Linked DNA regions of Homo sapiens: all the other regions are linked to region 5. Evidence: read pairs that join two places in POLR2A ChIA-PET (ENCODE). Cell type or tissue: OCI-LY7. All regions are shown on one strand.

Region 1 (5,000 bases), 54 kb before region 5:
CACCAATTCTTTAGGTTGTAGTTGACACATTTTGCCTTCAGTAAATCATTTAAGACATCATATAGATGTTGGTAACTTCTTCATGGATTATTAGTCTTTAGTATGAACCACAGAAACACTAACAACATAGAATACAGGGATTACTCTTCCATTTGCAGAAAAAATGTAATCATAATTGAGATTTCTCTGAAAGAGAAATTTGTTTTCATTTGCATTTAGTTGAGTTACACTTTCAAATCCTAACCACACAATTAACCTGTGAAGACTAGGTCTTAAAAAGCAAGATATTTACTACATTATTTATTAGAACCAAGATAAATAAAACTCATTATTCTTCACTGCTATTCCACGCCTTTAAAAAAAAAAAAAAGCATCTATTTTTAAACGCTGCTTCTCAGGTATCTATCATTAAAGAGTTTCTTGGTATATGTTTATATGGTAGGTAGAGACTGAGGAACCAAAATGTCTCCTCTCTAGTGTTGCTATGCAATTGTAAGGAAGAGAGAGTAAGTAAAGAGACTTTTTTAAAGGAGGAAATAAATTAAATTATCCATTTATTAGAATAAAATAAAGACATCCAGCCAAGGACCTTTCTCTTTTCTCCTGACCTTCTCCATTCCCTGCCACACACATACCAAGAGTGCTATTCCTACCTGATAAACTAAACAAGTTATATCCTACATATTGACTTTTCCCCTATGTCGAATATATATTAAAATTTGAAAATCTAGGATCTCTTTAAGCATAGTCTATAATACATTTTTAATATATCAAAAATTTCAAAGGGCCCTTAGACTGAATGCCACAATAACTTAATAACAAATACAAAACAGTTAAAGCTCTGCAGTGCTACCTCTGATGCAGACTGCATGACATCTTTTTAAAAACATAGCAAGCCCACAAAACATAGCTATAAACAATAAATAGAAAATTATTTTAAATGCATCTCTCAGCTAAGGTCTTCCAGTAATACATACAGATTAATGACATGACACTAATGTAAAATATTTTTTAAATATGCTTTTTAAACATATGCAGATTGCTATCAAGACTTAAACACAACCCTTAAATTACTTTAGCCACAGAATGTTTCTGACAGTAGCTTATCAAGATACATCCAATGCTGTAAAACCGGATGCCTCTCCTAAGCCGACTCTAGTGGAACAGCAACTACAGATGCCACGTAATCATAGAGTAACAAGGCTAGAAGTTACCACCTCAAGGATAAACACAACCTCTTCATCTCACAATTGAAAAAATGAAGTTCAAAGAGATTGACTCCTTCATGATTACCCAGCTAAGGGCTAAGACCCCCATTAACGTCTCTTGATTCTGTAACTTAGTTCTGTTTCCTCATCAGCACAAGAAAACTAAAGTTGGTTTCTTTTTAAATCCCCTATAATATCTTTATGAGACTAAATTTTGTTTTTCATTATTTAAATATTTTCTAATTATATTACAAGACAAACTCAGTGCAAAAATGTAAAACATGAAAAGAAATAAAGTTCCAATAATCCTAACACTATATATCACTTTTTTAAGCTTTGAGAAAAAATAAATTTTAATAAGTTAAATATACTGTAAATCAATATACAGGGGAATATGTTACTAGATAAATTTCTTGTTCTAAAGGTTCCAAATCCCACACAGTATTTATCTACTTTCAAATCAAAACAGGACTTCAGGTTCTAACCATGGTCATGAAACCAGATGTTAAAATCTATTTCTAATATTAATGAAGAAAATATAAATAGAACATTCATGTTTATGGCCATACCAGCCCGAATGTGCCCAATCTCATCTGATCTCAGAAGCAAAGCAGGGTCAGGAGTGGTAGGCTTTAAAAAAAAATAAAAATTCATTCTTCAGAGAAGCATTAACTGAATGGGGTAGCAGTAGTGCAGATGACACAGTGGTGGCAGCAAGAGTGGAGGAATCCAGAGCAATCACTGCCTCCACACTGGTACAACTGCTCACTCTTTTCTCTATGCTTTTACAATTGATGATCAATAGACCAAACAATTCAAGGAAGCTTTCTTCCTACCTAACAACAAAAATGGTGACATCACAGTAAATGAATTTTGGATAGCCAAGGGTCATTCGAATTTCAACAGATGCAGAATTACAAAATATAATCAAAGAAGGTTATCAATAACAGTATGAATTCCCAGAATGCTTTTTACCAATATGTTTAGAAAAAGACACACAGAGGGGAAAAAATATCCACACAATATTCTGAATCTTTAAACAAGTATGACAACGGTTAAAATCAACATGGAGAAAGTACATCATAGAAACAAACTTGGCATCTAGCTTCAACAATCTCACAATCTAGGAAAAAAGATGGTTAAATTAACAGTCCACTAAGTGTTACATGCTATATGGTGCGTATGCAAAATGCCTATGGAGTTGTTCTGCTAGAATTCTTTAGAGCCAAATTTATGAGTCACATTTAGTTCAGGTTAGTGAGACATGAAAGGACATAAGTTTCACTACTTATAATTTTATTTTTGACAAAAAATATATTTCTCCATGTTACATATTTCTGCATAATTAAAAATTCTAGTAAAAATTAAATATCCTTTAAAAGGAACTGCCACCACTGAGGATATTCTGCAAACTGTTCCAAAAGTTGAGTTCCAAATATATTTTGAACAACAAGGATTGAGTCCAGTAAAGTGAGGTACTGATTCTTATAAAGAGGAAAACATTCTATTTGGTTTTATTTTTTAGATAAAACTTGGTAATTCAGTAGTGCTACCTTACAGGCATATGCTACCTAATGTAACCACTACATAATTCCTGTGTGTCAAAGGGCCCCCCCACCACACACACACACACAAAATTAACTAGTTTTTCTTTTTAATCACAATTTTAAAAGGAAATAACCACAATGACATGGAACACACTGTGTATAATGTTTATACACATTATACACTGAGTTATTTTTATCTAATAATTTGTCTCTTAAAGAATTCTCATTAATTAGTCAGACACGCTTCTTACCCCTGCTCTTGAGGAAATCATGACTCTTTCCCCCCTCAATCGTTGATTTTTCTTTAAACGCCAAATGTTCATACTTATTATCATTAGTGTTATTGGCTTCATAGTTTCTGAGTATAAAGAACATTAACAAGTTTCTAATGCCCAAGAACACTCTGGTGCTCTTCTTAGGAACACCTGCCACATTTAAAATGTCAGTGCAGTTTTAAAAGATGACACCATTTGCTTAAAAGCAACCCAAGTTATTTTCAAGACTGTTAAGTAAATGTCCATTGAACCCTGTAGTTTCTCTAAATGTGTTACTAGGATTCTGTAACCTATATACTTCAAGAGAATCTGGCACTGTGTTTAAAAACTTCCCCTAAATGCTGAAGTAAAAAATTATTGAGCAATAGGTGGCTTTTCCTTATTAAAAACAACAATTTTCACACTTTTTGCTCTATGCATCTCTACTGGTAAAAAATTAAAATTGTCAGCCGGGCGCGGAGGCTCACGCCTGTAATCCCAGTACTTTGGGAGGTCGAGGTGGGTGGATCACGAGGTCAGGAGTTCAAGACCAGTCTGGCCAATATGGTGAAACCCCATCTCTACTAAAACAAATACAAAAATTAGCCGGGGGTGGTGGCACCCACCTGTAGTCCCAGCCCAGGAGGGAGACTGAAGCAGGAGAATCGCTGGAACCCAGGAGGCGGAGGTTGCAGTGAGCCAAGATCGCGCCACTGCACTCCAGCCTGGGAAACAGAGTGAGACTTCGTCTCTAAAATAAATAAATAAATAAAATAAAAATAAAAATAAAAATTGTCAGGCATGTTCCCAATATATGTACACTTACTTATAAACTATATGTTCTACTATACTTAAATGCATTACAAATATATGTTATAATGTATTTCAAAAAACCCAGACATTCTTAAAATGAGCAAAAAACCTCTAAGTAGTATTTTCTTCTATCTCCCAGTGGATGATCTTGTGCATACCCTGGTATGCACTAATCCCCCCACGCTTTAGTTTCATCTGTCTGTGGTAAAAATCACATAAAATTTACCTTTTTAACCATTTTAAAGTATATAATCCAGTGGCACTTAGTACATTCACAATGTTGTGCAACCATCACCATTATCCAGTTCCAAAACATTTTCATCACCCCAAAAGGAAATCCTATACACATTATGCAGTCAGTCCTCATTCTACCCTTCCCCGACCCCCTGGGTAACCATTCATCTGCTTTCAGTCTCTATAAATTTGCCTCTTCTGGATTATTTCATATAAATAGAAACATATATGACCTATTGTGTCTGGTTTCTTTCATTGGTACAATGGTTTCAAGATTCATTCATATTGCAGCTTCATTCCTTTTTACAGTTGAATACAATTCCATTGTATTGATATACCTTGTTTTGTGTATCCATTCATCAGCTGATGGACACTTGAACTGTTTCTACCTTTTGGCTATTGTGAATTGTGCTGCTGTGAACATCTGTGTACAAGTTCATGTTTAAACACCTATCTTTCATTATTTGGAGTATACATCTAAAAGTGGAATTGCTGAGCCAGACGTGGTGGCTCATGCCTGTAATCCCAGCACTTTGGGAGGCCCAGGTGGGTGAATCATTTGAGGTCAGGCATTGGAGACCAGCCAAGCCAACACGTGAAACCCTGCCTCTACTGAAAAAAAAAAAAAAAAAAATTAGCCAGGCGTGGTGACAAGCACCTGTAGTCTCAGCTACTTGGGAGGCTGAGGCAAGAGAATCACTTGAACCCAGAAGGCGGAGGTTGCAGTGAAACAAGATTGCACCACTGCACTCCAGCCTAGGTGACAGAGCAAAACTCCATCTCAAAAAATAAATAAATAAATGTGGAATTGCTGAATCATATGGTAATTCTATGTTTAACTTATTGAGGAACCACCAAACTGTTATCCACAGTGGGTGCACCATTTTACCCTGCAACCAGCAATGTATTAGTGTTTCCATATCTTATTTTATAAACAATTGACC
Region 2 (5,000 bases), 240 kb after region 5:
TAGGTCTGATTACCAAATTTTGGTAATCTAAATGTGAGGTGATTGAAGGTCTGTATTAGTATGGAGGCCGTGGAAATATGAAGTAATATGTAAGAGAAGTTTGAAAGCAACATTCATAAATCTTGACAATCTATTAAAATCTAGGAGATATAGAAGAATGAATCAAAAATAACTGCAAGGTTTGAGAAGCCATGAGAATGAAGGGTAGGTTTTGTTGGTTATATAAGAAGAAATATCAGGCCAGGCATGGTGGCTCATGCCTGTAATCCCAAAACTTTGGGAGGCGAAGGCGGGTGGATCACTTGAAGTCAGGAGTTCAAGACCAGCCTAATCAACATGGTGAAACCCTGTCTCTACTAAAAATACAAAATTAGCTGGGCGTAGTGGGGCATGCCTGTAATCCCAGCTACTTGGGAGGCTGAGGCAGAAGAATCGCTTGAACCCGGGAGACAGAAGTTGCAATGAGCCAAGATCACACCATTGCACTCCAGCCTGGGCAACAAGGGCAAAACTTCATCTCAATAAATAAATAAATAAATAAATTAATAAAATATCTAACAGGTAACTTTAGATATGATATAATGGCTCAAGTAAGACAACAGGACTAGTGCTATTTATTATTTTTATCTCAGGCACATAAAATTAGGTTACTCATAAACCTTAGTTCATGACACACTCATGTATAGATGGATTCCTTTAATTTACTCCTTTATTTTTAATAATGTCATAAGCACCGACAGACCCACTAAACAAGAAAAGTTAGGATCTTATTAATAATTACAGGGAATCATGTCCCATCCTCTCCCCCATTATATTGTCTCCTTCCCATAAAGAAAACTTCAGTCCCACATGGCTTCACTGGGGAGTTCTTGCAAATATTTAGGGAAAAAATAATACTAAATCCTACATGAACTCTTCCAGAAAACTAAAGAAATAATTCCCAACTCATTCTATAAAGACAATATTACTCTGTTAATAAAAGCGGACATCACAAGAAAAGATAACTTACACAACCAATAATTTATCATAAATACAGATACAAAACTTAACAAAATTTTATCAAATTGATTCCAGCAATATATTAAGAGGATAATGCATTATAACCAATTGGGAATTATCCTAGGAATGTTAAGGTTGATTTAACACTTGAAAATCAGTTAATGTAACTCACAATATTAATAAATTAAAAATGAAAGCCATATGATTATCTCAATAGACACAGAAAAAGCATTAGATAAAATCCAACATCTGTTACTGATAATTACTCCAGTAAACTTAGTCTGATAAACGGCATCTAAGAAAAGCCTACAGCTAACATCTTACTTAACAGTGAAAGACTGGACATATTTCTCCTAAGATCAGGAACAAGACAAAGATATCTGCTCTTACCACTTCTATCTAACATTGTACTGGAGGTTCTAGCTAGTACAGTAAAGCCAGAAAAAGAAATGAAAGGCATCCAGACTGGAAAGGAAAAAGTAGAACTGTGCTCACCGATGATGTGATCATCTATGTATGTAGAAAATCTGATGGAATCTATGAAAAAGCCAATAGAACTAATAAGTTATTAGGCTGGGCTCGGTGGCTAACGCCTGTAATCCCAGCATTTTGGGAGGCCAAGGCAGGCGGATCACGAGGTCAGGACTTCGAGATCAGCCTGGCCAACATAGTGAAACCCTGTCTCTACTAAAAATACAAAAATTAGCTGGGTGTCGTCGGTCGCGCCTGTAGTCCCAGCTACTCGGGAGGCTGAGGCAGTAGAATCACTTGAACCCGAGAGGTGGAGGTTGCAGTGAGCTGAGACTGTGCCATTGCACTCCAGCCTGGGTGACAGAGTGAGACTGTCTCAAAAAAAAAAAAAAAAAAAAAAACTAATAAGTTATTTTAGCAGGGTTGCAAGATATAAAACCAGAATACAAAAACTGTATTTTTTAATTTTAATTTTTTTTCTTTTAGAAATAGGGACTCACTCTGTCACCCAGGCTGGAGTATGGTGATATGATCATAGCTTACAGTAACTTTGAGTTCCTGGGCTCAAGAGATCCTCCTGCCTCTGTTTCCCAAGTGGCCAAAACTACAGACACACACCACCAGGCCTGGCTAATTTTTAAATTTTTTGTAGAGATGGGGTCTACTATGTTGCCCAGGTTGTTCTTGAACTCCTGGCCTCAAGCAACCCCCCTGCCTCAGCCTTCCAAAGTGTTGGTTTGGATTAAAGGAATGAGATACAGCGCCTGGCCCCAAAATTATACTTCTGTATGCAGGTTGAATATCCCTAATCTGAAAATCTAAAATCCAAATGCTCCAAAATCTGAAACCTTTGGAGTACTGACATGACGTCACAAGTGGAAAATTCCACACTTGGCCTCATGTGACAGATCAGTCAAAACATAGTCAAAACTTTGCTTTGGCCGGGCAAAATGGCTCACGCCTGTAATCCCAACACTTTCAGAGGCCAAGACAGGTGGATTACCTGAGGTCAGGAGTTCGAGACCAGCCTGGCCAACATGGTGAAACCCTGTCTCTACTAAAAATACAAAAATTAGCCAGGCATAGTGGCGGACACCTGTAATCCCAGCTACTTGGGAGGCTGAGGCAGGAGAATCGCTTGAACCCAGGAGGTGGAGGTTGCAGTGAGCCGAGATTGCACCATTGCACTCCAGCCTGGGCGACAAGAGCAAGACTCCATCTCAAAAACAAAACAAAACAACTTTGCTTCATGCAAAAGTTATTTAAAATATTCTATAAAACTACCTTCAGGCTATATGTATAAGGTGTATATGGAACATAAATGAATTTCATGTTTAGACTTGGGTCCTATCCCCAAGATAGCCTGTTTTATATATATATATATATATATACACATATATTCCAAAATCCAAAAAAGATCTGAAATCTGAGGCCAGGCACGGTGGCTCATGCTTGTAATCCCAGCACTTTGGGAGGCTGAGGCAGGCGGATCACAAGGCAGGAGTTGAGACCAGCCTGACCAACATGGTGAAACCCCGTCTCTACTAAAAATACAAAAATTAGCTGGATGTGGTGGCACGCACCTGTAGTCCCAGCTACTCAGGAGGCTGAGGCAGGAGAATTGCTTGAACCCGGGAGGCAGAGGTTGCAGTGAGCCGAGATTGCACCATTGCACTCCAGTCTGGGCGACAGAGTGAGACTCTGTCTCAAAAAAAAAAAAAAAAATCTGAAATCTGAAACATTTCTAGTCCCAAGCATTTCAGATAAGGGATACTCAACATGTACTAGCAACAATCATTAATTTAAATCTAAAAAACAACACCATTTACAGTAGTATAAACAACTATGAAATTATTTAGGGATAACTGACAAAAGATGTGGAAGATCTGCACATTGAAAACTACAAAACATTTCTGAGAAATTATAGAATATGTATATAATGGGGGGGACATACTGTGTTCATGGATCAGAAGACTTAACATTATTAAGATATTAATTCTCCCTAGATCCATCTACAGATTCAATGCAATCCCAATCAAAATCCCAGCATATTATTTTGTGGATATTGACAAACTGATTCTAAAGTTTATATGAAAAGGGAAAAGACTTGGAATAGCCAACACAGTGTTGAAGGAGAAGAACAAAGCTGGAGGACTAACACTACTCAACTTTAAGACATACTATAAACCTACAGTAATTGATACAGTGCAGTGTTGGTGAAATAATAAACAAAAAGATCAATGAAACCGAATAGAGAGCCCAGAAATAGATCCACGTAAATATAATCAACTGATCTTTGACAAAGGAGCAAAGGCAATAAAATAGAGAAAAGATTATTTTCAACAAATGGTGCTGGAACAACTGGACATCCACTTGCAAAAAACTGAATCTAGAAATAGACCTTACATTCTTCACAAAAATTAACTCAAAATGAATCACAGACTTACAGCATAGAACTATAAAACTCCTAGAAGAAAACATAGACAGAAATCTAGATGACCTCAGATTTGGAGTTCACTTTTTAGCTATGATACCAAAGTCACAATTCATGAAAGAAAGAATTGATAAGCTGGACTTCATTAAAATTAAAAAATTCTGTTCTGCAAAAGACACTGTGAAAAGAATTAAAAAATAAGCCATAGACTTGGAGAAAATATTTGCAAGTGACATATCAGATAAAGGACTGTTATCCAAAATACACAAAGAACTCTTACAACTCTGTAATAAGAATACAAACAACCCAATTAAAAAATGGACCAAAGGGCTGGGGACAGTGGCTCACGCCTGCAATCCCAGCACTTTGGGAGGCCGAGGTGGGCGGATCACCTGAGGTCAGGAGTTTGAGACCAGCCTGACCAATATAGCGAAACCCCATCTCTACTACAAATACAAAAATTAGCCGGGTGTGGTGGCAGGTGCCTGTAGTCCCAGCTGCTCGGGAGGCTGAGACAGGAGAATTGCTTGAACCCGGGAGGCGGAGGTTGCAGTGAGCCGAGATCATGCCACTGCTCTCTAGCCTGGGTGACAGTGCAAGACTCCATCTCAAAAAAAAAAAAATGGACCAAACAAAGATCTTAGGAGACATCTCACTGAAGAAGATACAGATGGCAAATAAACATATGAAAAGGTGCTTTAATATATTATTTAATATAATTCTAATTTAATATTTATTCATTTAATATATATTCAAGGAAATGCAAATAAAAATGACAATGAAATACCACTCCACATCTATTAGAATGGCCAAAATTCAGAACACTGACAACATCAAATGCAGGTGAGGATATGGAGCAATATGAACTCTCATTCATTGCTGGTGGGAATGCAAAGTGGTAAGCTACATGGTGGTTTCTTATAATACTAAATATGCTCTTACCATATAATCCAGTAATCATGGTCCACAAGAACCTGCATACAGATATTTATGTCAACTTTATTCATAAACACCAAAACTTGGAAACAACCAAGATGTCATTTGGTAGGTGAATGGATAAACTGTGGTACATGCAGGTAATAGAATATTATTCAGT
Region 3 (5,000 bases), 140 kb after region 5:
TTAACAAAATTGTAAATTTAACATAGTCACCAGTATTTTTATACTGGTTACAATAGACCATTCAAATACCATCCTAATTTATTAGGTGAATATTCTATTCTTCATTTCAGAAGCAGATTTTAGCAGTGTTGAAAAAAGATTATATAAGATTATATAAAGATTTAGATTTTAATAATGATGTACATGTAATAATTTACACAAGTGAGTGATGCATGTTTTAAAATTAGAAGCTTTCTGGGTGAATATATTATAAACTCTGAAATTTTTACCTGAAATTTATCATTGGCGTTATTGATATTTTTAATATTAGTATGTTTATTTGATAGGTTCAAGTTGTTCCAGTAGCAGACAGAATTTGACATTATCTTTAAGTTCTACCAAAGACAAAGGATCTCAAGTTTGTAACTATGCTAATGGAGGACTTTTCAGTAAATATTCAGGTTCTGCACAGAGTTTGGCCTCTGTAAGTACAGAAAAAATATTAATTTTTAAAATTTTTGTTTATATGTCTTCTGTGATCTATTAGTTTAAGTGTCATATACTTATAGTTCTTAGTATGGAAATACTCTTAAGAAATCGTCTGAATGTGCTTTCTTTAGGCAAGTAAAATACCTTTTTGCTGACTATTAGTCAATTTGGTTCTAGGTTTCTTTGAATAAGTGATGTGGTCTCATGGGGTCCTGTGAAAATAGTGTTGATGTGGAAGTATTGCTTCAAAATTAGATGTTCTTGTTTTCACTTATTTGTGGGAGCTAAAAATTAAAACAATTGAACTTATGGAGATAGAGAGTAGAATGATGGTTACCAGAGGCTGGGAAAGGTAACGGGGGGTGGAGGGGAAGTGGAATGGTTAATGGGTAAAAAAATATAGGCAGATAGAATAAATAGGATCTAGTGTTTGATAGCACAATAGGGTGACTGCAGTCAACACAAAGTATTATACATTAAAAAGTAACTAAAAGATTATAATTAGATTGTTTATAACACAAAGAAGGGATAAATGCTTAAAGATAAAGGTGATGGATACCCCATTTACCCTGATGTGATCACTACATGTTGTATATATCAAAATGTCTTATGTACTCCATAAATATTTACACCTACTATATATCCACAAAAATCAAAAATTAAAATTAAAAAGAGTTATTAATTTAAAAGAATTAGCTGTTCTTCAAGAAGCTGGACAATGCAGCCAGACTTTGTGCTGGGTCACAGTAATCACTTGATGAGCCTACATAGGTGAAAGTATTTGGTTTGCTGAAGCCAAGTGTGAGGTTCTTCACCTCCTTCTTTGAATCATTAATACAGTATTGACTGACAAGCAGGAGGCTGCCCATCTTTATTTGGAGCATTACTATTAATGCTGATTGACAAGTGAGGAATGAAGTTAGTATTTGTTTAAATCTAATGTGATTTAAACATTAATTTAAAAAACAGGTAGAATATGTACCTGCTATTAAATACAGAACAGGCAAAAGAATATACAATGAGAGCTGGGTGCTGTGGTGGTGCCTATAGTCTCAGCTATTCAGAAGACTGAGGCAAAATTGCTTCAGTCCAGGAGTTTGAAGACAGCCTGGGCAACATAGAGAAACTTTGTCTCTAAAAAAAATAATAATAAAATAAATGTGTTCCTGATCCACTCAATTCCCCGCCATGGAGATAAACAACATTAACAATTTTTTTTTTTTTTTTGAGATGAATTCTTGCTCTGTTGCCCAGGCTGGAGCGCAGTGGCGCGATGAGCTGGAACTCAGCTCATTGCAACCTCCACCTCCTGGGTTCAAGCGATTGTCCTGCCTCAACCTCCCAAGTAGCTGGGATTACAGGCATGTGTCACCACACCCGGGTAGTTTTTGTGTTTTTAGTAGAGATGGAGTTTACTATGTTGGCTAGGCTGGTCTCGAACTCCTGACCTGGTGATCTGCCTACCTCAGCCTCCCAAACTGCTAGGATTACAGGCATGAGCCACCATGCCTGGCCTGTATTCATTTTTTCTTCATAGTTTATAGAACACCATATTCTGTTCTGTACCTTGCTTCCATATTTCTTTTTTTTTTTTTTTTTTTGAGACGGAGTCTCACTCTGTCGCCCAGGCTGGAGTGCAGTGGCACAATCTCCGCTCACTGCAAGCTCTGCCTCCTGGGTTCATGCCATTCTCCTGGCTCAGCCTCCCGAGTAGCTGGGACTACAGGCACCCGCCACCACGCCCGGCTAATTTTTTGTATTTTTTAGTAGAGACGGGGTTTCACCGTGTTAGCCAGGATGGTCTTGATCTCCCGACCTCGTGATTCACCTGCCTCAGCCTCCCAAAGAGCTGGGATTACAGGCGTGAGCCACCACACCCGGTCCCTTGCTTCCGTATTTCACTGGAATATATAGCTGCCCTATTCTGTAATGCCTAAAAATGTACTAAATTTTTAAAGGCTCTTCTAGGATAGGAACAGCTAGATCAAAGGCCTACAGACTTTCAGTTTCTCTGTGAAACCGAGCAGCATAATGAAGAATATGCCTATTCTTTTTTTTTTTTTTTTTTGTCTTTTTGGCAGTGTATTGATGGAATATACCTATTCTTTTTTCTTTTTTTCTTTTCTTTTTTTTTTTGAGATGGAATCTCACTCTGTTGCCCAGGCTGGAGGGCAGTGGTGTGATCTTGGCTCACTGCAACCTCCATCTCCCGGGTTCCAGTGATTCTCCTGCCTCAGCCTCCCGAGTAGCTGGGATTACAGGCGTGCACCACCACACCTGGCTAATTTTTGTATTTTTGCATGGTTTCACCATGTTGGCTTGGCTGGTCTCGAACTCCTGACCTCAAGTGATCTGCCCGTTTTGGCCTCCAAAGTGCTGGGATTACAGGCGTGAGCCTCTGCGCCTGGCCAGAGTATGCCTGTTCTATAATGTGAACTTCCTCAGTGTCTGAGAAGTGCCTCTTCTGAATTTCCTCAATTGAAAGTTGAAGCCCTTGTTGACTAGAAGTAGATAAGGTGAATTTCATGATAATAGTGTAACAAGTCTTTAGAATCACTGTACTGTACTTGCCTAACTGAACTAGTCATTCCTCTTTTGTTAAATCTTACAATTTAACAAAAATATAAATTTAACATAGTTGCCAGTATTTTTATACTGATTACAGTAGAACATTCAAATACCACCCTAATTAATTAGGTGAATATTTTACTCTTCATTTCAGAAGCAGCATAATCTGTAGGCTATATGTTGTAACTTGTTGCTCCTAGGCTACAAACCTGTACCACATGCTACTGAACTGAATAATGTAGGCAATTGAAACACAATGGTATTTGTGTATCTAAACATATCTGAACATAGAAAAAGTACAGTAAAAATACAATTTTGTAATCTTACGGTAGGGTTGACTGTTGTATATGTGGTCCGTCGTTGACCCAGATGTTGTTATGTCGAAAGTGTCTGTAGTTAGTTTGAGATGCCAGCAGAAGAGCCAAATGGAGTCACCTAAAAGGCAAATGAAAATGTGGGCTTAGATTTCTCAAAACTGAACTGGAATTAGGACAGAACTGGAGTTAGGAATTTGAGAATCATCTGCATAGAGGTGATTGAAATGATTTGCTCAGTGGACCTTGCTAGGAGAGGGCATTTACAAAGATGATAGTGGCTTTTTTATTTTAGGTATCATTTAGCAGAGAGTCAGCATTGTAAAACATTCTAAAAGAAAAATAAGCTAGCTAGCTTAAATCACAGTAGGTATAGATAAAATTTATAAGTGAATGCTTAAAAGAATAAATGATATAAACATAACTGCCTGATTTCTGATGGAAATAAGTGATTTACATTCAAAATACTACTCTTCTTGTGTATTTTTGAGCAAACAGGCTTAGAATAGAGTCGTGATTTCTAAGTTTGATTGATTATCATCAGAATTATTTCTTCATGTGGAAATTACATGGATTGTCTTACCACTAATAGGATTTATAAAAATAATTTGTAAATATGAAAGATCACAACATACTATCATGAGAGAGATTTGAAGTAACTTCTATCCATCTTAATTTTAGGTCCAGAGTGTCAATTCTTGTCATAGCTGCGCTTGTGGCAATTCTAATTCCTGGGACAAAGCAGATGAAGATGATATTAAACTTGTTAATATTCCTGTGACTACTCCAGAGAACTTATACTTAATGGGTAGGAATGAGATGATAACATTTTAAGATACTGTGCTCACATTTAATTTGTTTTGTTCTTGTTTTTTATTTATTGAGACAGACAGGGTCTCACTCTGTCACCCAGGCTGGAGTACGGTGGCGCGATTACTGCTCATTGCAGCCTCAACTTCCTGGGCTCAAGTGATCCTCCCACCTCAGCCTCCTGAGTTGCTGGGACCACAGGCGCATACCACCATGCCCAGCTAATTTTTAAAAAAAATTTTGTAGAGATGGGGTTTTGTCATGTTGCCAGGTTGGTCTTGAACTCCTGAGCTCAAGCAATCTGCCCGCCTCAGCCTCCCAAAGTACTGGGATTACATGCGTGAGCCACCACGGTTGGTGGTAAGTTGAAATTAAAAAACTGAATTGTTCTAAGAGAAGCAACTATAATTTTAAATGTTCTTATATCTGTTGTATCTAGTCTTCATAACGTCATACATTGTGTTAGTTTAAACTAATACAACAAAATTAAAACAGCAGAAAGAGTTTTGGAGGCTAGAATTTCATTATCACTGGGCTGAAATCAATATGTCAGTAGAGCCATGGTCTCTCTGGAGGCTTAGGGGAGAATCTTTTCCTGGCCTCTTCCAGCTTTTGGTGGCTTCCAACATTGTTTGGCTCGTGACCACATCATTCCAGTCTCTACCTTTGTCTTCGTGTCACATTCTCCTCTGTGTGTATCAAATCTCCCTATCTCTCCCTCTCTCTCTTTTTTTTGAGACAGAGTCTCACTCTCGCCCAGGCTAGAGTGCAGTGGTGCAACATCGGCTCACCGCAACCTCCACCTCCCGGGTTCAAGTGATTCTCATGCCTCAGCCTCCC
Region 4 (5,000 bases), 120 kb before region 5:
AGAATGCTCCAGGCCTTTGGGGCACAGAGCTCGGGCCTGGGAAGGCAAGTAAATGCTTCAGAGAAAAGAGGACATTTGAGCTGGGTCCTAAAGGATGAAGAGAAACTCAAGCCAGATGAAGGAGAAGGAACAAAGCCACTGACACGTGAAAGCGCCAGGAATGCTGGCCCAGATGAAGTGCCAAATAGATGAATTAAAGTCGTGGCAGATGAGACTAAAGAGCAAGATTGAAGCAAGTGGTGAAGGGCTTTGAATCCATTCATTTATTCATTCTTCCTGCATTCAGTAAATTTGCTAGATCAGCACTGTCAAAAGAAATAGAATGTGGGCCACATGTATAATTTAAACTTTTATAGTAGTCACATAAACAAAAGTAAAAAGAAACAGGTGAAATTAATTTAACAATATATTTTATTTAACTATTTAACCTAATATATCCTAAGTATCATTTCAACATGTAATCAATATAAAGTTCTCTTTTTTTTTTTTTTTTTTTTTGAGACAGAGTCTCACTCTGTCACCAGGCTGGAGTGCAGTGGCACGATCTCAGCTCACTGCAACCTCCGCCTCCTGGGTTCAAGTGATTCTCCTGCCTCAGCCTCCCAGGTAGCTGGAAGTACAGGTGTGTGCCACCATGTGTGGCTAATTTTTGTATTTTTAGTAGAGACGGGGTTTCGCCATGTTGGCCATGATGGTCTCAATCTCTTAACCTCTTGATCTGCCCGCCTCGGCCTCTCAAAGTGCTGGGATTACAGACATGAGCCACTGTACCCAGCCATAAAATTCTTAATGAAATATTTTTACATTTTTTTTATGAACTATGTATTCAAAATCTGGTACTTAGGGCTTTACCTCAAATTTAGTTGCTAAGTTTCCATAAAAAATACTGGAACTATATTTATATTTCATAAAATTTACAGTTGAAAAGTAGATTTCACATACCCAAGTCATTCCAAATATAGTTCTTAATTTTCCAAAAATTGGATCAAATGCCAGGTTTAAATTTTAGATTAATTTTAATTAAACAGTATTAAAAATCAGTTCCTTTCTTGTGCTAGTCAGATTTCAAGTGCCCAGAAACCACGTGTGGCTAGGGGCTACCATATTGCATAGTTCTAGACTACCCAAGGATGTTTGGACTGAATACTGAAAGTACTCAGTTCTAGGAGGGAAGCACTGAGTAACTTTAAACAGGAAAATGATTGAGCAGGTGTTTTAGAGAGGTCATTTTTAGAAAGGATGATTTTTTTTCATATCTGCTAAAAGATGTTATTCAAAACTTTAGGCAGAATGGAGAGGAAGAGAAAAGGAAAAACAGTTACTTAAAACGTTTAAGTGGACAGACTGCACGTACTATGGGAAGTCCTATTTATAGACAGGCCATTAATGTGCTGATTATAAGTCATCCTTATATTTTTGCTGAAGTTTGTCCTTAAATCTCTCTACAGTCAATGTATATATAGTCCTCCTTCTTTCTATGGCTTTGATAACGAGGAGAACTGTGTGGCCTGACTGGATATGTGAACTGGATGACCCCCATGAGCAGTCTTTTACATAACCCCAACTTTTGAAAACTGCATTTGATGATTTTCCCCAGATCATGCCCAGGTTCTGCACACTGAGGTCTACCTTGCTGAGCCGCTGCTGTTATCCTCTGGCAGTGAGGGATCCCTGTGGTGTGAGGCTGTGTCTTGTTTAACAGGGGACAAGATTAGAAAAGGAAGGTGCTGGCACACAGACCGTGATCCTAAACCATGCTGTAACAGCTTGGCTTTGTCCCAGAGGTTCCATGGTGCCAATACATGAAAAATAAAATGAAACTCAAGCAATGGTTTCAACTGTCTGGGAAAATTCAGGAAAAACACAACTAGACATAGGCAATGTTTGGACCAGCCAACTGTTTTATGATTTACAAATCCATGGAACTAAAGAGGAAGAGTAAACAAAATGTGTAATTCCCAAAGCAGTGTAATTGCTTTCCTCATTTAGTCATATGTTCTGTTGACTGTTGGGTAGAAATATTATCACTGACTGCTCTACTTTTCCTTCAAGAAGTCAGGTAAAAGCTCAGAAATTTACTATTTCCTGTTCACTTGCTTTTAGCTTTTTTTTTTTTTTTTTTTTTGAGACTGAGTTTCATTCTGTCACTCTGCTCACTGCAACCTCCGCCTCTCGGGGTCAAGCGATTCTCCTGCCTTAGCCTCCCGAGTAGCAGGAATTACAGGTACCTGCCACCACACCCGTCTACTTTTTGTATTTTTAGTAGAGACTGGGTTTCACCATGTTGGCCAGGCTGGTCTTGAACTCCTGACCTCAGGTGATCCGCCCTCCTCGGCCTCCCAAAGTCCTGGGATTACAGGCATGAGCCACCGTGCCTGGCCTGCTTTTAGCTTTTTAATAAAATAATATTTTGCTACACTGGTCAGAACATCACTTACTGTGGGATTTTTATATCATGTCTCAGACCAAAAATGGTAAATTCTTTTTTTTATGTTTATTTCTTCCTTAAAACTTTTAACTTTTGTGGGTACATATTGGGTGTATATATTTATGGGGTACGTAAGCTACTTTGATACAGGCATGCAGTATGTTAGGATCACGTCAGGGTAAATGAGGTATCTATCACCTCAAGCGTTTGTCCTTTCTTTGTGTTATAGATAATCCGATTATAGTCTTTTAGTTATTTTTAAGTGTACAATAAGTTATTGTTGACTAGAGTTACCCTCTTGTGCTATCAAATACTAGATCACATTCATTCTATCTACCTAAATTTTTGTATCCATTAGCCATTCCCACTTCCCCCTCTCCCTTCCCAGACACTGGTAACTATCAATCTACTATCTGTCTCCATGAGTTCAATTGCTTTAATATTTAGCTCTCAGAAATAAGTGAGAACATTCGAAGTCTGTCTTTCTGTGCCTGGCTTATTTCACTTAACATGACTTCCAGTTCCATACATGTTGTTGCAAATGACAGGATCTCATTCTTTCTTATAGCTGAATAGTACTCCATCATGTATGTGTACCACATTTTCTTTTTTCTTTTTTTGAGACAGGATCTCACTCTTTCACCCAGGCTGGAGTATAGTGGCACAATCATGGCTCACTGCAGCCTCAACCTCCTAGGCTCAAGTGACCCTCCCACCTCAGCCTCTTTTATTTATTTATTTTTTTTTTTTAAGGGACAAGGTCTTACCCTGTTGCCCAGGCTGGAGTGAGTGCAGTAGCTCCATCACAGCTCATTTTAGCCTTGAACTCCTGGCCTCAAGCCATCGTTCACCTCAGCCTCTCCAGTAGCTAGGACTACTGGCATGTGCCTAGCTAATTTTTTTATTTTTGTAGAGACACTGTATTTCCCAAGCTGGTCTCGAGCTCCTGGGCTGAAGCAATCCTCCTACCTCAGCCTCCTAAAGCATGGGCAGTTTACAGGCGTGAGCCATTCCATCCAGCTGGTAAATTCTTGAAGTCAGAAGCAAATCTACTTACCTAGTTTCTAACTAAATTAAATACATTAAGACCTCATACATTCTGATTTTGCTGACTCAGAATTGCAGATCTTTCGGAGAAAGGTCACGATGAAACTTACTTTTGACTGTTCATGATAAAAGAGGGTTACTATAAATTAATATTATAATAATTGATTATAGAGGAAACACACCCTATATTGCAGGACGTATTACTTTTAAGTTTACACAATTACTGAGGAAGTCTCATTCACAGAAAACAGTCAGTAAGCTGATTGTGCAGGATTGTTCTCTGTTTGCTAAGGACATTAAACACCAGCACCCTTATAAGCTAACTGGTTTAAATTTGCTAAAGCTCTAAGCACGAAGAAAAGTTCCTGTAACTTTGAAAGCATTTAGTAAATTGGTTCTTTTCCATTTCTTTTGAGTTGCAGTTATATACAAAAAGATAAATGCCACTTATTCTCTTAAAATACTCTCCACATGGGAATTAGATGAGCAAAGAGAATCTACTTTGAGACTTAGGAAGAGTCGAGCTAACCTGTAGAATGAAAGGAGAAATTTGGAGAGTAGATAAAAGGTTTTGTTCCCACCCAATTCAACTGGGCTCTCTTTTGCTCCTTAAAAATACACTTCAGGCCAGGGGCAGTGGCTCCCACCTGTAATTCCAGCACTTTGGGAGGCCAAGGCAGGCAGATCACCTGAGGTCAGGAGTTTGAGACCAGCCTGGCCAACATGGTGAAACCCCGTCTCTACTAAAAATACAAAAATTAGCTGGACGTGGTGGCACATGCCTGTAATTCCAGCTACTCGGGAGGCTGAGGCAGAAGAATTGCTTGAACCCGGGAGGTGGGGGTTGCAGTGAACTTAGATCATACCATTGCACTCCAGCCTGGGAGACAAGAGCGAAACTCCATCTCAAAACAAAACAAAACAAAAATGCATTCAGAAATCCAGGCCTTTCCCAACACACACACACACACACACACACCTTCTATAAGACAACAGAAATTGCCTCACTGACTTTATTCTCAGAACTTGGCATCTTGGTCCTAAGGAGGATCCCAGATAACTTCACAGAGTTTTCTAGTCACCCAAGTAAAAGACTGCTTTTCCCATCTAGAAAGCCTTATCATTTGATTTTGTCTTTAAACCTACCCATATCTTTGGGCTCCACAGGGGCAAGCACTACAGTACATGACTCTGACTGGTTGGCAATAAGCAGGTTTTTAATTTCATTAATAAACCCCCATATTTAAGCCACACAACAAAATGAGGAGGGGGATTGGGGTTGGAAATAGAGGTGGGCAATGGTCCACTGAGAGCTCTGGGACCCTTCCCAGCTCTCCCCAAAACATTAGCTCTGGCCTGATTGACAGAAAGTAACTAGCACTGCCCTTGAGGTGCTGCGTGCTGAGTCCTCTGTGCTGAAACCAAGTCGCCTTGTTTTTAGAAGGCAGAATCCCTTCTCCTTCCATAAAGCCTAGACTACAGAAAATGGGCTCTAAGAACATGTTTCCTCCCCTACAACAGTTCA
Region 5 (5,000 bases):
TACATTCCTAATTATCTTCTTTTTTTCCTCCCCATTTCCTCTTCATACATTACATAGATTGTGAATGCTCTATTAAGTGAATGAAAGAATGTTTCCTAGCCCTAAACACTACTGTTCACATCACTTTAAATCCTATCAATAAGTCAAATGATTTTTTAAATTAATCTTATATACCATTAGTTAAATGGGTATTCTTTTTTTTTTTTTTTTTTTTGAGAGAGAGTCTCGCTCTGTTGCCCAGACTGGAGTGCAGTGGCATGACATTGGTTCACTGCAACCTCCACCTACTGGGTTCAAGTGATTCTCCTGCCTCAGCCTCCAAGTAGCTGGGATTACATGCACCTGCCACCACGCCCGGCTAATTTTTGTATTTTTAGTAGAGACACAGGGTTTCGCCATGTTGGTCAGGCTGGTCTTGAACTCCTGACCTCAGGGGATCTGCCCACCTCAGCCTCCCAAAGTGCTGGGATTACAGGTGTGAGCCGCTACACCTGGCTAATGGGTATCCTTGATATGTTTTTCTTTTGAAAAAATTTACTTATGAGGAAGTCATATTAATTTCTTTAGATTACTCACGTTTTTCTTCCCCAATGGAATTTTTTTTGTAATTTAAATAACAGGTTTCATTTTTAAGAGCCTATCAGTATTGATTGCTTAAACTATCTGTGGTCATTACCAGTTTCTTTTCTGAACTTTCTGAAACCTGCTTTTCTGGGAATTGCTACCTAAGGTAAACTCCAAGACAGCATAGAATGATCACTGTCTTTTGATTCCCATCATTTCAATTTCTAGCTGGGAGGCATGGAAAAGCATGGGCTTTGGAGTCAGATATTTGTCAGTTACTAGCTGTGTGACAAACTTCTCTGAGCCTCTGTTTCCACATCAATAACAAAGAGCACTTACTGAGCATCTATTTTATATCAAGTACATTATATACTCTCTATATAAGTAGAAAGTACCATATCTATTTATAATAAGGAAAACAAAGCTTAGAAATAAGTAACTTGCTTAAAATTATAGAGCTCATATGATCGCACCACTGCATTCCAGCCTGCGTGACAGAGCAAGACCCTGTCTCAAAAAAAAAAAAAAAAAAAGTTACAGTGCTCTCAGTGCTAGAGCCAGGATTTAAATCAAAGTCTATCTGATTCCAAGTCCATGTTCTTTTTACCACACCACAAAAAAGTGACTATAAACACAGTCCATTTGCCCAAAACAGATGTTCGATAATGGTTAATTCTATATCTAAGTGTTCTTCCTTGTTGGTAAGAATCAATTTCATATCAGCAATTCTCTTCAACTTTTAGGAGATTAAACTACCAGCAAAAACAAGAATTTATCAGAAGCTCTGATCTTTATTATTAGTGAATTATTTAATTAATCAAAACCAAAAACTGTATCAAACTATGCCAAACATATTCTTCAGATATTTTTGTGTTACAAAAAAAAAAAAACAGCCTTATGCACAACGATATCCTAAGTCAGCACACTGTGTGATTATTCATCCCCAGAGTTCTTAAAACACATAGCTTGTAGAGATAAAGCTCTTAAAAGAAAGTGTCATTCTTGAGAGGCATTCAGATCAAGACAACAGAAACACACAGTAGTTTTCCAGAATCCAAATAACCACCACAGACAAGAACTCTGAGGTTGTCAGTATCATCATGGAACTATAGATATCAAGTTTCTCTTATCTTCTCTTTCTCTTCTCCCCATTTCCTCTTCATACATTACATAGATTGTGAATGGTCCATTAAGTGAATGAAAGAACATTTCCTAGCCCTAAACACTACTGTTCACATCACTTTAATCCTATCAACAAATTAAACTGATGTTAAATGAACAGAAATTAAGAGCTAGAATACCATTAAACTTTCTTTCTCAGTTTTTTTTTTTTTTTTTTTTGAGATGGCGTCTCGCTCAGTTGCCCAGGCTGGAGTGAACAGGCGCAATCTCAGCTCACTGCAACCTCCGCCCCTCTGGGTTCAAGCGATTCTCCTGCCACAGCCTCCAGAGTAGCTGGAATTACAGGCACCCACCACCATACCTGGCTAATGTTTGTATTTTTAGTAGAGAGGGGGTTTGTCCATGTTGGCCAGGCTGGTCTTGAACTCCCAACCTCAGGCGATGCACCCACTTCAGCCTCCCAAAGAGCTACTATTACAGGCGTGAGCCACTGCGCCCCGGCCTCTCCGTTTCTTAAAAGTTTAAAAAGGTTTATAGATTAAAGTCTATAGGTTGGTTTTATTACTAAGAACTTCTAAAATGCACCAGCTGATTTAAAAAAAAAAGAAAAGAAAACTGTAATAGGCTGAAGGTGGGAATGACTTAAAACAGGTAAAAGAGATCATTTTGGTGTGACAGAAATGTTCTAAAACGGGATTGAGGTAATAGTTGCATGGCACTGTAATTTTACTAAAAAGCACTGAATTGTGCACTTAAAAAGAATTAATATGACTAACAAATTCCCCCAAAAAACCTATTAATATAATAAATATTGTGACCCCCCCCCCCCATATTACTCCCTTGAAATTAACACCAGCATTTAGGTCTATTATCAAGCAAATCTCCATGTTTTACTTGAATTAAACTCCAAAGCATAATTTTAGTACATGGGAGCCTCCAGATACTGAATTGCATTGTTGTCCTCTTTAATAAACCAGTACTGTCCTTGAACATACAACATGCAATTTTTTTTTTTTTGGGGGGGGGCAGAGTCTCGCTCTGTCACCCAGGCTGGAGTGCAATGGCATGATCTCGGTTCACTGCAACTTCCGCCTCCTGGGTTCAAGCGATTCTCCTGCCTCAGCCTCACCGAGTAGCTGGGACTACAGGCACACTCCAGCATGCCTGGCTAATTTTTTGTTTTAGTAGAGATGGGGTTTCGCCATGTTGACTGGGCTGGTCTCGAACTCCTGACCTCAGATGATCCGCCCACCTCGGCCTCTCAAAGTGCTGGGTTTACAGGCATGATGAGCCACTGCACCTGGCCTAGCATGCAAATTTTTACCAGAAACATTAACCAGTAAGAGCTGCCTTACTGAAATTACACACAAAAACAAAATCTATTAAGGCAACAAAGAGTTTGGATGGATAACAACACCTTGATGAACAGACTTATATGAAAGTTATCAGAATCAAACTGGAGTAGTAGTAGTGTTTGTTCTGTTTTTTTTTAAACAAAACAAAACAAAAAAAAAACACCCTGACAAACAGCCAGGGAAGGCTATGAAGGAAGGGCTGTCATGCGGGTATGCATGATAAAAACTATCACAAAAGACTCTGCAAAAACTACAACCTTATACAAAACGTGAAACAAAAACAAGCCAGGTGCATGGTACATACACACCTATAATCCCAGCTACCCAAGAAGCAGGAAGATTGCTTGAACCCAGGAGTTTACATCTAGCCTGGGCAACACAGTAACACTGTTTTTTTGGGGGGGTGGTGGGGGTTGTTTTTTTTAAAAAAAAAAAAACTTCTGTGAGGACATCTGCCAGCAACTGCCGGTCCAACCTCAGAATGGAGGCACTTTATTGACCCTTGTAGCCAAGAATAATTATCTCAAAATAATTATGAAATCCTCCTCATTTTTCCTTTAAAAACTTTGGTCTTCTTTTACCTCCCTGTATATGCACATGGTTTACTGTAACAACAGAATTCCCACTGCAAAGCCCTATTCCCAAATAAACATTATTTTCTTTTAGAAAGCCTGTTATTTAGGTAGACAAGATCAAAGTATTCAAACCACAGCTATTTCCACTTCTGATTGTTCTGATGAATATGAGACTTGAAAGAAAATTCAAATGTCACTGTAAAATGTGATACCAAAAAAATTCATTAGAATATAATCTATGGCACTGAAACAAGGAAGGACATACATGCACACAAACAGTACTGAAGATACATATGAAGATAGCACCTCAAACTCCAAAACTCCACAGTTTGAGTGCTTAGGTTCAAATCCCAAACCCTCCATTTAGCACCTGTGTGACACCGAGCAAGATATGAAACCCCTCTGCTTTGATTTGCTTATTTATAGAATGAGGGTTACAGTAACCCTCTGTATAAGGTTGTAGGGAGTACTAATGATAATGAATAGAGTATCTAGCATGTATCTGGCCCACAGCAAATATCCAATAAATTTTAGTTATTAGTATTACTTCTATAAGAGTTTTTAAAATCACCTAAAGCAGCTCTTTTCAATCTTCAATATACATACAAACCACCTATGAATCTAGTTACAGTAGTTCCCTCCCCACATCCACAAGCGATACATTCCAAGATCCCCAGTAGATACCTGAATATGAGGATAGTACCAAACCAGATATATACTATGTTTTTTCAATCTGATAACTGAGATGGCTATTAAGTGATTAACCAGTGGGAAGCATACAAAGTATGGACACACTGGACAAAGGGATGATTCACATAACAGGCACGACCAGAGGGACAATAAGAGATTTCATCAGGATACTCAAAAGGGCACACAATTTAAAACATGAATTGTTTATTTCTTGAATTTCCCATTTAGTATGTTCAGCCGAAGGAAAGCGAAACTGAAGAGTGCAGTAGAGACTACTGTAAAATGAGATTCTGATATTCAGAATCTGTTATATGAGAGCTCCGAGTGCAGTGTGAAATTTGAATTTCTAGTAAATTCCCTGATAGGTGCCAGGGAACTATAAAGTTACAAGGATGGTTGTCAAACTTTAGCACACACCAGAATCCTCTAGTGGTTTAGTTTAAAACACATATTTCTGGGTTCCATCTCCAGAGTTGGAGAAAATCTGCATTTGTAAAATTCCCAAGTGATGCTCTGCTGCTATGCCCAGAACCATATACTGTATTGAGAACTATTGATCAAAGGTTCTCTCATCTAGGATATGTAACAGAATCACTTGTAGGGTTTTTGTCTGTTCATTTTGTTTTTTAATGCAGAAGTCCTGACTATACCCAAGTAGTGCTACTCAAAGTGTGGTCTCCTGACGTACTAAATC
Region 6 (5,000 bases), 79 kb before region 5:
TTTAGTCAAGAAATGAAAACCTCCACTAGAATACCACTTCCATTTTTACTTAACAAACAGCTATGCAGGAAAAAAAAAAATAGACTTGTTTTATAGAGTATAAAGGGTCAAACCAGGAGCAAATTGTGATAAAGACACAATATGAAGAAAAACCTTGTCTCAGTCAAAACTAATAAAAGATGGTAGGATAGCACCCAATCACCATAGATGTTCAGACAGATATTTAAAAGAAATTCAAGCACTAAAAACCTGAAACTCTTTAATTCCAATAAATATCCTACTTTTACTTTTGCTACTCACTGAACCAAGCAAGAGAATAGAATAACTCAAAAAAAAAATTACACATATTTTTGCCTGGATAAAATCATAGTTATACCTTTTCCGTAAGGATAGCTTTGTATTAAATCTATTAAAATTATTTGTTATTTATGTCTAAATCTAAATCTTACACAATGCTAACAACAGTGAACTTACTTGTGTCAAAGAATTAGGGTTTTCTTATTTTCGCCTTTTGAGACAGGGAGTCGCTGTGTTACCCTGGCAGGTGGGCAACGTCAGATCATGGCTCAATGCAGCCTCTACCTCTCGAGCTCAAGCAATCCTCTCACTTCAGCCTCCCACGTAGCTGGGACAGGTGTGTACCACCATGCCCAGCTACTTTTTAAATTTTTTGTAGAGAAAGGGTCTTGCTGTGTCGCCCAGGCTGATCTCAAACTCCTGGTCTCAAGCTTTCCTCCCACCTTGGCCTCCCAAAGTGTTGGGATTATAGGCGTGAGCCCCCACACCCAACCAGAACTGTTTTTACTTTTACATCTCAAACAGAAAGACATTTTAGCTTTATATATTTGGCCAAAGTATAAATGCCCCTTCAAGTCCTTATCTAAGTTATTTTTACTACTTTTCAATACCCAAGTCCTCTTGAATTATTTATATTCATGAATATAAAAACATTTATATGAAAGAGTATACAGGTAAAAATCCTGACATCTGAAGAGAACATCAAGGAATTAGCAATCTGGAGGTTGATTTTATTTATTTATTTATTTATTTATTTATTTATTTATTTATTTATTTGATGGAGTCTCACGCTCACCCAGGTTGAAGGGCAGTGGTGCAATCATAGCTCACTGCGGCCTCAAACTCCTGGGCTAAAGTGATCCTCTCGCCTCAGCCTCCCGAGTAGCTAGGGCCACAGGTATGCCACCATTCCCAGCGAATTTTGTTCTCTGGGGTTTGGTTTGGTTTGGTTTTTTTTGTAGGGACAGGGTCTCGCTTTGTTGCCCAGGCTCGTCTCAAACTCCTGGCTTCAAACACTCCTCCCGCCACAGCCTCCGAAAGTGCTAGGATTATAGGCATGAACCACTGTGCTCGGCCTATAAGTTAATTTTACTGTCCAATTTCTAGGCAGTAATATTACATACACAATAATCAGGGAGGGATGGAAGGAAGGCGTGCAGGAGGGAGGCACAGACAGGCAGACAGAAACAGAAGGAAAGATTTTATATTCAACTGCATCAGAATCTTTTTAAAAAAACTAGATTTCCATTTCTACTGTGGTAATAACCCTTAAGATTCCATGGGCATTTGTAATCTAAAAAAACTAATGGAGAAACATTTTTAAAAATCCATATCAAGGACACTCTGCCAAAATATCAGCCTGATTCTTCAAAACTCATTAAATAGTGTCATTAAAAACAAAAAAGAGGGCCAGGTGCAGTGGCTCACGCCTGTAATCCCAGCACTTTGGGAGGCCAAGGCAGGCGGATCACCAGAGGTCAAGGGTTCGAGACCAGCCTGGCCAACATGGTGAAGCCCCTGTCTCTACTAAAAATACAAAAATTAGCTGGACATGGTGGTGCATGCCTGTAATCTCAGCTACCTGGGAGGCTGAGGCAGGAGAACTGCTTGAACCCGGGAGGTAGAGGTTGTTGTGAGCTGAGATCATGCCATTGCTTACTCCAGCCTGGGTGACAGAGCAAGACTCCGTCTCAAAAAACAAAAAGAGGGACAGCTATTTTACAATAGGAGTCTAACTAAAGTTTTATTGGAACATAGCCACACTCATTTGTTTACATAATTTCTATGGCTGCTTTCTAGCTATAATGACAAAGAGGAGGAGCTGCAATAGAACCACATTATCCACCAAGCCTAAAATATTTACTATCTGGTCCTTTAAGAAAGTTTGCCAAGCCATGCTCTAGATTAAAGGACACAAGGACATGACAAGCAAATGTAATGCATAATCTTGGGCTAGATCCCCCCAGGGGGTTAAACAGCTATAAAGGACATTTTTGCAGATAAATGGAAAAATTTAAATATAGATTGTGCAGTATATAATTTTATTGTACCAATGTTAAATTGCTGGAGTATAATAATGGTATTTAAAGTTATACAGGGAAATGCCCTTCTTTTTAGGAGATATTTGCGGAAGTATGAGTGATGAGTCTACAACCTACTTTTAAATGACTAAGCAATTTTAAAAGTACATTGTACCAGATGGGAAGGAGAATAAGGGTAAAAGGAGAGAAAATACATTAGAAAATGTTAAATTGTTAACAACTGGTGAATTTAGGTGAAGGTTATGCAGATTCTTATCATATTACTGTTCTAGTTTTTCTAAGTTTTATACTTTTCCTAAATAAAAACCAAGGAACAAAAAGTCTTCATTATACTTTGCTACTCAAAAAGAGCAGCTTGATTTCCCTATGAACACTGAGCCTCATTAAACATACTGAAAACAACCAGAGGACATAAGGTGACGTAACGATAAATATATGTTATGCAGCACGCAAAATTTTAAAAATTATTTAGTGAAATAAGAGCTGTATAATAAGATGCTTTCTCTTCCTTAATGAAGGGCTCAAAGAGTTTACAGGAAGTGCAAATTCAGTAACTCACAAATAATCTCCCACTTTCTTTCTCTTTCTTTTCTTTTCCTCCCTCCCTCTCTCCTTCTCCCTCTTCGTTCTTTTCTTTCATTATAGATGGTGTCTCACTCTGTTGCCCAGGCTGGAGTACACAATCATAGGTCACTGCAGCCTCAAACTCAGGGCTCAAGTTGTCCTCCCACCCCAGCCTCCCAAGTAGCTGGGACTACAGGCGCATAGCACCATGCCTGGCTAATTTTAAAAACATTTTTGTAGAGACAGGTTCTTGCTATGTGGCTCAGGTTGGTCTTGAACTCCTGGCCTCAAGGGATCCTCCCAGGTCAGCCTACCAAAGTGCTGGGATTACAAGGCATAAGCCAGGCCCACTCACTTTCAATAAAACTCCAGAAGTCAATGGTGATCAAAAGCCTTTTATGATATTCTGTGTTAAGACATAAACTAATACCTCAGCTCTCAATAATATGTCTTCCAGGTATAAAGATCAACTCTGTATTGAAAATAAGTAAAACCCTGAATTTAAAATGAGCAAAGAAAAAAACAGGTACTTGTTTATTTCAGAAGTATGGACAAATCAGCAAGATACTAAGCCCAAAATCTAAGTGAAAGAATAAACTGACAGGGGCAAAAGGAGAACTAAAATTGCTTTTGGCTTGAGGACAGGTACTGAACCATGCAAGCTTGAGCTCAATTTTCTAGACTTCACTTGGCCAAGGAACGTAAGACAAAGCCACCAAGATAGATAGTCTCTCCCCATTAAGCTGGGACCCTATCCCTCACTCCAGCCCCCAAGGAGAGTTGCCTTGGGACTGAGGAAAGAATACATATTTACTGCCCCAAATTATATTAGCTGGGTGGTCCCCAAAACCTCAACCCATGACTACAGTTTAAGTCAATGGCCCTGGACTGGGACACAACTCCCTCCCACCTCCAACCCTGAATCAAGATACCCACAGAAGCAAATGCAATCCTGTCTAGAGAAATATGTTTTCATCCTGGGCCTCAAAGATAATCCATAAGTAATTTTCCAAAGAAAGTGAATAGCTCACATTAAAAAAGTTTCGCTCTGTCCCCCAGGATAGAGTGCAGTGGCGTGATCTCAGCTCACTGCAACCTCCGCCTCCCGGGTTCAAGTGATTCTCCTGCCTCAGCCTCTGAGTAGCTGGGATTACAGGTGCACACCACCACGCCTGGCTATTTTTTGTATTTTTAGTAGAGACGGGGTTTCACCATGTTGGTCAGGCTGGTTTCGAAATCCTGACCTCAAGTGACCTGCCCACCCCGGCCTCCCAAAGTGTTGGGATTACAGGCGTGAACAACCGTGCCCAGCCTGCTCACATTAAAAAATTATCAAGCATGCAAGAAAGCAAGACACAAAGAATAAGAATAAAAGCTGAGCTCAAAAATATTTATGAGGTATAGGAAACTACAAAAATTGAGCATGTAGCTTCTAAAAGGAAGCAAATAAAATATTTAAAAATACAGTAACTAAAACTAAAAGGTCAGTCGGTTCAAATTTTCACTTCTGGAAAACAGACGAGGCAAATTCAGAACAAACTCTTCCCTGAAGACAACCAATATACAGCTGGAGAAAATATTTGAAAGTTCTTAAAAGCATCAAAGAGCTAACAAAATTGTGAGTTATTACGAGGTAAAGATCCACAAGAAGATGGAAACCAGAAAGATAAAACATGTTTTTGGGGCACTTTTGCCTGGAGCAATTTATTGATCCAGAAGAGAGGACTGAGAGGCTGAGCAGTCCTTTTGACAGCTTAAAACAGTAGAAGATCAGAGTTGGAGTCTAGGGCCTATCAAGAGAGAACTTTGAAACCAGCCCAGCCCTTGGGTTGGGATCCTGAAAGGCTATACCTTAGAACTAAGGGTGAACAGGAAACAAACAGCTTTCTCAGAACAGACTAGAATATCTCAGTTTGGAATTAATTAGTAAAGTTGAAGATGTACATACCCTAAGATCCAGACATCCCATACCTAGGTACGACCTCAAGAAACTCTTGAATATACACAGTATAAGACATATGTTCATAGCAGCCTTATTAATAACCCCAAAGTCCATCTAATACTAATGCTTAATATAGCAATGAAAATGGACATCTA

Evidence for each region. Peaks named below come from ENCODE experiments on the same cell type or tissue, not always from the same donor. Only the 100,000 strongest peaks of a DNase experiment are listed, where the experiment ranks them.
Region 1: POLR2A ChIA-PET joins it to region 5 with 6 read pairs; 3 of 35 experiments call an interaction of 5 or more read pairs at or near these places.
Region 2: POLR2A ChIA-PET joins it to region 5 with 6 read pairs; 3 of 35 experiments call an interaction of 5 or more read pairs at or near these places.
Region 3: POLR2A ChIA-PET joins it to region 5 with 5 read pairs; 2 of 35 experiments call an interaction of 5 or more read pairs at or near these places.
Region 4: POLR2A ChIA-PET joins it to region 5 with 5 read pairs; 5 of 35 experiments call an interaction of 5 or more read pairs at or near these places.
Region 6: POLR2A ChIA-PET joins it to region 5 with 8 read pairs; 3 of 35 experiments call an interaction of 5 or more read pairs at or near these places.

Annotation. Positions count from the first base shown.
Region 1 is chr1:77,613,106-77,618,105 of GRCh38, forward strand. All of the region lies in intron 5 of ZZZ3 (zinc finger ZZ-type containing 3), which reads right to left. It also overlaps the pseudogene RNA5SP20. Among named protein-coding and RNA genes, the nearest start is that of ZZZ3, 67 kb to the right of the region's middle. In OCI-LY7, no CTCF peak of the experiment used is centred here; no DNase peak of the experiment used is centred here.
Region 2 is chr1:77,908,901-77,913,900 of GRCh38, forward strand. All of the region lies in intron 1 of NEXN (nexilin F-actin binding protein), which reads left to right. Among named protein-coding and RNA genes, the nearest start is that of NEXN-AS1, 22 kb to the left of the region's middle. RefSeq lists a silencer at 393-546. In OCI-LY7, no CTCF peak of the experiment used is centred here; no DNase peak of the experiment used is centred here.
Region 3 is chr1:77,802,944-77,807,943 of GRCh38, forward strand. MIGA1 (mitoguardin 1) reads left to right here. Exons shown (of 16, transcript NM_001416120.1): 4 at 327-463; 5 at 4,032-4,158. Among named protein-coding and RNA genes, the nearest start is that of MIGA1, 26 kb to the left of the region's middle. In OCI-LY7, no CTCF peak of the experiment used is centred here; no DNase peak of the experiment used is centred here.
Region 4 is chr1:77,546,795-77,551,794 of GRCh38, forward strand. All of the region lies in intron 13 of AK5 (adenylate kinase 5), which reads left to right. Among named protein-coding and RNA genes, the nearest start is that of ZZZ3, 130 kb to the right of the region's middle. In OCI-LY7, no CTCF peak of the experiment used is centred here; no DNase peak of the experiment used is centred here.
Region 5 is chr1:77,667,570-77,672,569 of GRCh38, forward strand. The region is part of intron 1 of ZZZ3 (zinc finger ZZ-type containing 3); the gene reads right to left. Among named protein-coding and RNA genes, the nearest start is that of ZZZ3, 13 kb to the right of the region's middle. In OCI-LY7, no CTCF peak of the experiment used is centred here; a DNase peak (open chromatin) is centred at 2,992; H3K4me3 peaks cover 558 bases; H3K27ac peaks cover 1,505 bases.
Region 6 is chr1:77,588,386-77,593,385 of GRCh38, forward strand. All of the region lies in intron 5 of ZZZ3 (zinc finger ZZ-type containing 3), which reads right to left. Among named protein-coding and RNA genes, the nearest start is that of ZZZ3, 92 kb to the right of the region's middle. In OCI-LY7, no CTCF peak of the experiment used is centred here; no DNase peak of the experiment used is centred here.